Linked DNA regions of Homo sapiens: region 2 is linked to region 1. A link is an interaction called in ENCODE POLR2A ChIA-PET data of the cell type or tissue named here. Cell type or tissue: Panc1. All regions are shown on one strand. Links, peaks and the distances in the headings refer to the core of each region. The heading gives the core; the rest is flanking DNA. Region 1 overlaps PARK7 (Parkinsonism associated deglycase). Region 2 has its middle 21 kb from the start of LINC01714.

Region 1 (2,909 bases), core at 93-2,592:
GGTCTCGAACTCCTGGCTTCAAGTGACCCGCCCGCCTTAGCCTTTTACAGTGCTGGGATTACAGGCAGGAGCCACCATGCCCGGCCCCTCAGACTCGTTTCTTAAAGAGCAGATGCTTCAAAGAAATACATTTGAAGCCCCCTTTGTAAATTTCTCCAATCCTATGCCCCTTCTTCCTTCCTTAAAGATAAGTGCTATCCTCGCACTCTTGTGTATCCATGCATGTGTGTCTTTTTTTTTTTTTTTAAGACAGAGTCTTGCTCTGTCACCCAGGCTGGAGTGCAGTGGTGTGACCTCAGCTCACTGCAACTTCTGCCTCCTGGGTTCAAGCAGTTCTCTGCCTCAGCCTCCCAAGTAGCTGGGATTACAGGTGCGCACCACCATGCCTGGCTAATTTTTTGTATTTTTAGTAGATGGGGTTTCACCATCTTGGCCAGGCTGGTCTTGAACTCTTGACCTCGTGATCCACCCACCTCGGCCTCCCAAAGTGCTGTGATTACAGATGTGAGCTACTGCACCCGCCCCCACGCATGTCTTTAAGGTAGCATTTGACCGTGGTTCTCATTTTGCGTGTTTATATATTATCTCTCTCTATCTAAAAATAGTGAACAGTGAAGTGAAGTAGAACTAACTCTGTGCCAGGCAGCATTCTAAGTGCCGATAAACCTTACAACAATGTCGTGAGTTAGATATCACCATCCTCATTTTACAGTTGAAGAAACTGAGGCACAGAGACATAAATAATGTACCCACATCACGTAGTAAGTACAAAAGCCAGAACTCAGACCCAGGCAGCCTGGCCCCAGAGTCTGTTAACCCTATACTCCTCTGGTTCTCAGAAATGAAGATACATGTCGATTAAGTTTATCCACTTAAAATTGCTGCTTGGTGTTGCACTGAATGCCACAATCTACCCATTCCTCTAATTACAGCATTACAATTCTGTAATACGTATTCTTGTGTAGGTTTCTTTGTGCAAATGTGAGGAAATTTTTCCAGGTTATATATCTAAAAGTAGAATGACTAGGCCGAAGGATAGCCTGTAGTCAGCATGACTAGGTTTTGCCAAGTTGCTCTCCAGTGTCCCAGTTTGTAGTCCCACCAGCAGTGTAGGAAAATTCCCACTTTCCCAGTGCCAGCTCTTGGTATTGTTGACTTTAAAAATTTTTGAAAGATAAAGCAGTATTTCGTTGTTTGGACTTGCATTTCTATTTTACAAAAATACCATGAGGTTTAAATGGCAACAGTAAACTTGCAAGATGAGTTATTAATAGGATGATCATATAACTGGTCACCCAAACCAGAACATTTGTGGGAGAAAGGGTGTTCCAGTCCCACAGAGTACAGGGCAGCAGCTATAAGTAGGGTCTGTCCCGGGCAAACCAGGGTAGACCTAGTTATTAAATATATTTAGCCAGTGTATTAGCTTAAATTTGGTATAGTTGTGGTGCAGTATTTCCTGTCATGTTACTTTCAAACACAGGGCAGCTGTGTAAACGTTACTCTAGCTGGGTGTGGTGGCTCATGTCTGTAATCCCAGCTACTTGGGAGGCTGAAGCAGGAGGATCATTTGAGCCCAGGAGCTGGAGGCTGCAGTAAGCTATGATTGTGTCACTGCCCTCTAGCCCAGGTGACAGGGTGAGACCCCATCTCTCTTTTTTCTTTTTTTTTAAAGACAGTGTTACTCTGAATTTATGTTTCAGTGTTCTTAAATATGATAACATCTTTCTCGTAGATTAAGGTCACCGTTGCAGGCCTGGCTGGAAAAGACCCAGTACAGTGTAGCCGTGATGTGGTCATTTGTCCTGATGCCAGCCTTGAAGATGCAAAAAAAGAGGTTTGTAATCCATACATGGAGTTATTCCTTCATATGGCTTCTTTGTTTCTTGAAATGTCTTAAGAGTGTTGTTAGCACAGACTCATTTTAGAAAATTATTTTGCTTGAATGTCTTCCCCTGACAGATTAAGAGGGTGAGGACTTTGTCTTTCTATTCTGTATCTGTAGAATGTGGCAATTGCTTGATACAGAATGTGCTTAGTAAGTGGGTGGCTGGATGGGTAGGTGGCCGGTTGGATGTGTGGCCAGATGGGTGGGTTGGTGCTTAGATGGATGGCTGCATTGTTTTCCCATCAGTATTTTTCTGGCTTACACAGGCATCCTTGCCTCCTATTACACATTTTTACCTGACATAAATCAACTGCCACATTTTCCATTTTTTATTATTATTATTTTTGTTTAGAGGAATGGTCCCACTCTCTCCCCTAGGCTGGAGTCCAGTGGTGCAGTCACAGCTCACTGCAGCCTCAACCTCCCAGGTTCAAGCAATCCTCCCACCTCAACCCCCCACGTAGCTCGGACTACAGGCATGTGCCATGCCCGGCCATTATTTTTTCTAAAGATACTTTCAGAGTTCCACTGTAGTTGTGTTGTTTTTTCAGTATCGTTGGAATTATGGCTCTTACCTTTAAGGACGATGGACACTTTTGGAAGCTAGCATCCCTTTCCTCAGAAACATGCTCCCCCACAGGCGCTTTTGCACACTCCGTCGTGCGGTCAGCGTGACAGGAGTGTGGACTGTACCCTCTGACAGCAGGGTCATGGCAGGAAAGGAGGCAGAGTCGGCTCACAGATGGCTGGTTGCACACTGCTGAGGAACCTGGAGTGCGGTTCCCTGGGCCGAGCTGTCCTCAGATACATAGGAAAAAGTTTAATCCTTTCTAATAAGTTTAGATTTTTCATTACTGGATTGTAGAAAATTAGACTGTTGGTATTTACATGTGATTTGTTGAAACAAATTAAAAATGACAAGCAGAAGTAAGTATTCCAGGCCAAGTGCAGTGGCTCACCTGTAATCCCAGCACTTTTGGAGGCCAAAGTGGGAGGATCACTTGGGACCAGGAGTTTGAGA
Region 2 (2,909 bases), core at 152-2,651, 260 kb after region 1:
CCCAGTGGAGATAATTTAATCATGGATTGGCTTCCCCCATCCTGTTCTCATGATAGTGAATAAGTCTCACAAGATCTGATGGTTTTATAAAGGGCAGTTCCCCTGCACACACCCTCTTGCCTGCTGCCATGTAAGATGTGCCTTTGCTCCTCCTTCACCTTCTGCCATGATCGTGAGGCCTCCCCAGCCATGTGGAACTGTGAGTCCATTAAACCTCTTTTTCTTTATAAATTACCCAGTCTCTGGTATGTCTTTACTAGCAACATGAGAACAGACTACTACAGGCAGAGAGCAGAGTCCTGGAGTGAGGCATCTGCCGAGAGCTGCTGTTTATCAGAATCAGATTCCCTCACCCACCTGTGTCCATGGAGCAACAGCTATAAGCCAGGCACTGTCACACATGCTGGGGTCACAGTGGTGAACAAGAGAGGCCTCATGATCCTTTTCCCCCAAGAGCTGACATGTGGATGCAGGAGACAAGCAAAAGCCAAAACCAAACAAGTCAACAGACCAATAAATGCAATGATTGCAAGTTAGCTCAGGTATTCTGAAGAAACAAGGGACTAAGATGGGGAAAGATTGAGGGGGACCTACAGAAGGAAAGGTCAGCAGGGGAAGCCCTTGGAGGATGTGAATTTCACCCTGAGACCTAAAGCAAGAGAAGAAGCTAGCTAAGCAAACGGGAGCTGGAGAAGCAGGTGCAAAGGTCCTGGGGTAGGAAAAAGTTGGGCATATTTAAGGAACAGAAAGAACAGTCTGGAAGTGTAATGGGATGAGGTTGGGGAGAAGGATAGGGGCTTTCACAGTTCTCAGCAGGAGGGAAACATGATCTGCTTCATGTTTTAAGAAGAGCATTTTCATCGGGCTTCCATGGCTCACACTTGTAATCCCAGCACTTTGGGAGGCCAAGGCAGGTGGATCTCTTGAGGTCGGGAGTTAGAGACCAGCCTGGCCAACATGGTTAGTAGAAACCCTGTCTTTAAGAATAACACAAAAATTAGCCAGGCGTGGTGGCAGGTGCATGTAATCCCAGCTACTGGGGAGGCTGAGGCAGGAGAATCCCTTGAACCTGGAAGGCGGAGGTTGCAGTGAGCCGAGATTGTGCCACTGCGCTCCAGCCTGGGCAACAGAGTGAGAGTCCATCTCAAAAAAAGAAAGAAAGAAGGAAAGAAGGAAAGAAAGAAAGAAAGAAAGAAAGAAAGAAAGAAAGAAAGAAAGAAAGAGGGAGGGAGGGAGGGAGGGAGGGAGGGAGGGAGGGAGGGAGGGAGGGAGGGAAAAAAAGAGAGAAAGAGAGGCAAGAAAAAAAGAAAGGAAGGAAAGAAAGAAGAAAAAGAAAGAAAGAAAGAGAGAAAGAAAGAAAGAAAGAAAGAGAAAGAAAGAAAGAGAGAGAGAGGAAGCAAGAAAGTAAGAAAGAATGAAAGAAAGAGAGAGAAAGAACGGGTTGGTGTGGTGGCTCGCACCTGTAATCCCAGCACTCTGGGAGGCTGAGGCGGGCAGATTACCTGGGTTTGAGACCAGCCTGGCCAACATGGTGAAACCCCGTCTCTACTGAAAATACAAAAATTAGCCGGGCATGGTGGCAGGTGCCTGTAATCCCAGCTACTTGGGAGGCTGAAGCAGGAGAATCGCTTGAACCCGGAAGGCGGAGGTTGTAGTGAGCTGAGATCGCACCATTGCACTCCAGCCTGGGGGACAAGAGCGAGACTCTGTTTCAAAAAAAAAAAAAAAAAAAAAAAAGAAGAGAGAAAGAAAAACCATTTTGCTGTTAGGTGGAAATCAGATTATGAGGGCTTCTGACAAACTCTTGACTTGCCTGGTTAACAACGTCAAGTCTCCCAGGGACTGGCCACCGTGTAGAGGGGCCGTTAGCCAAGCAGAAATGATAGCAACCTGGAAGTTAGCAACTAAGTAATCTGAGGGTTTGTTCTGAGAAGGATAACATGGACAGGGCTGGGTGTGTTTTGAAATCTTCAGCATGGGAGACTTCAAAAGGCATTGAGGAGACATGTGATTCTGAGATGTGCATCTCAAAAGGGGAGATCCAGGCCAGGCGTGGTGACTCACGCCTGTAATCCCAGCACTTTAGGAGGCCAAGGTGGGCAGATCACAAGGTCAGGAGTTTGAGACCAGCCTGACCAATATGGAGAAACCCCATCTCTACTAAAAATACAAAATTAGCCGGACGTGGTGGCACATGCCTGTAATCCCAGCTACTCGGGAGGCTGAGGCAGGAGAATCGCTTGAACCCGGGAGGTGGAGGTTGCAGTGAGCTGATATTGTGCCATTGCACTCCAGCCTAGGCAACAAGAGCAAAACTCTGCCTCAAAAAAAAAAAAAAGGGAGATCCATTCAGAAAAATTGAAATTCTGATTGTGCAATTACACATAACTTCTTTCCAATGAGGGAAAAATCGTCAGTGACTGACTATAAACACATTCCAGAGAGAGGAGAGCTGAGATTTTTAAGGGATAGGTCACTAGAAAGGAAAGAATGGTACCTAAACATGGACAAATACAAGAAACGGATAGACATCTCAGAAGAATCATCTCAGGAATTGAAAGCACAATAGAACAATTCAGGACAACATAAAGGCAAGAAGGGAGGGAGGGCCGGTGGGGACAAAGGTGCAGTGTTGCGGGGAGGCATGGGGAAAGGAGATTTCCTCTTCTCGTGAGTTGTTTCTGCATTTGTATCAGTGGAGATCTTTGGGCAAACATGGCGCGTGTCGCCATTTACAATGAGTGAGCCACAAACCTGCCCCAGTGGAGAGCAGGTCACCTGTCATATAGGCGACTGAATGGATAGCCAGGAGACTTCACTATCTGCAGCTCCCCACCCTCCAACACACACACCTGATGCCAGGTGACAATGCAGGTATTACAGTGCGCTGTCAGACAGACATGTGGAAA

Evidence for each region. Peaks named below come from ENCODE experiments on the same cell type or tissue, not always from the same donor. Only the 100,000 strongest peaks of a DNase experiment are listed, where the experiment ranks them.
Region 2: POLR2A ChIA-PET joins it to region 1 with 6 read pairs; 3 of 35 experiments call an interaction of 5 or more read pairs at or near these places.

Annotation. Positions count from the first base shown.
Region 1 is chr1:7,963,589-7,966,497 of GRCh38, forward strand. PARK7 (Parkinsonism associated deglycase) reads left to right here. Exons shown (of 7, transcript NM_007262.5): 3 at 1,736-1,837. Among named protein-coding and RNA genes, the nearest start is that of PARK7, 3.3 kb to the left of the region's middle. In Panc1, for the core only: no CTCF peak of the experiment used is centred there; no DNase peak of the experiment used is centred there.
Region 2 is chr1:8,227,745-8,230,653 of GRCh38, forward strand. No RefSeq gene overlaps it. Among named protein-coding and RNA genes, the nearest start is that of LINC01714, 21 kb to the left of the region's middle. In Panc1, for the core only: no CTCF peak of the experiment used is centred there; no DNase peak of the experiment used is centred there; H3K27ac peaks cover 2,011 bases.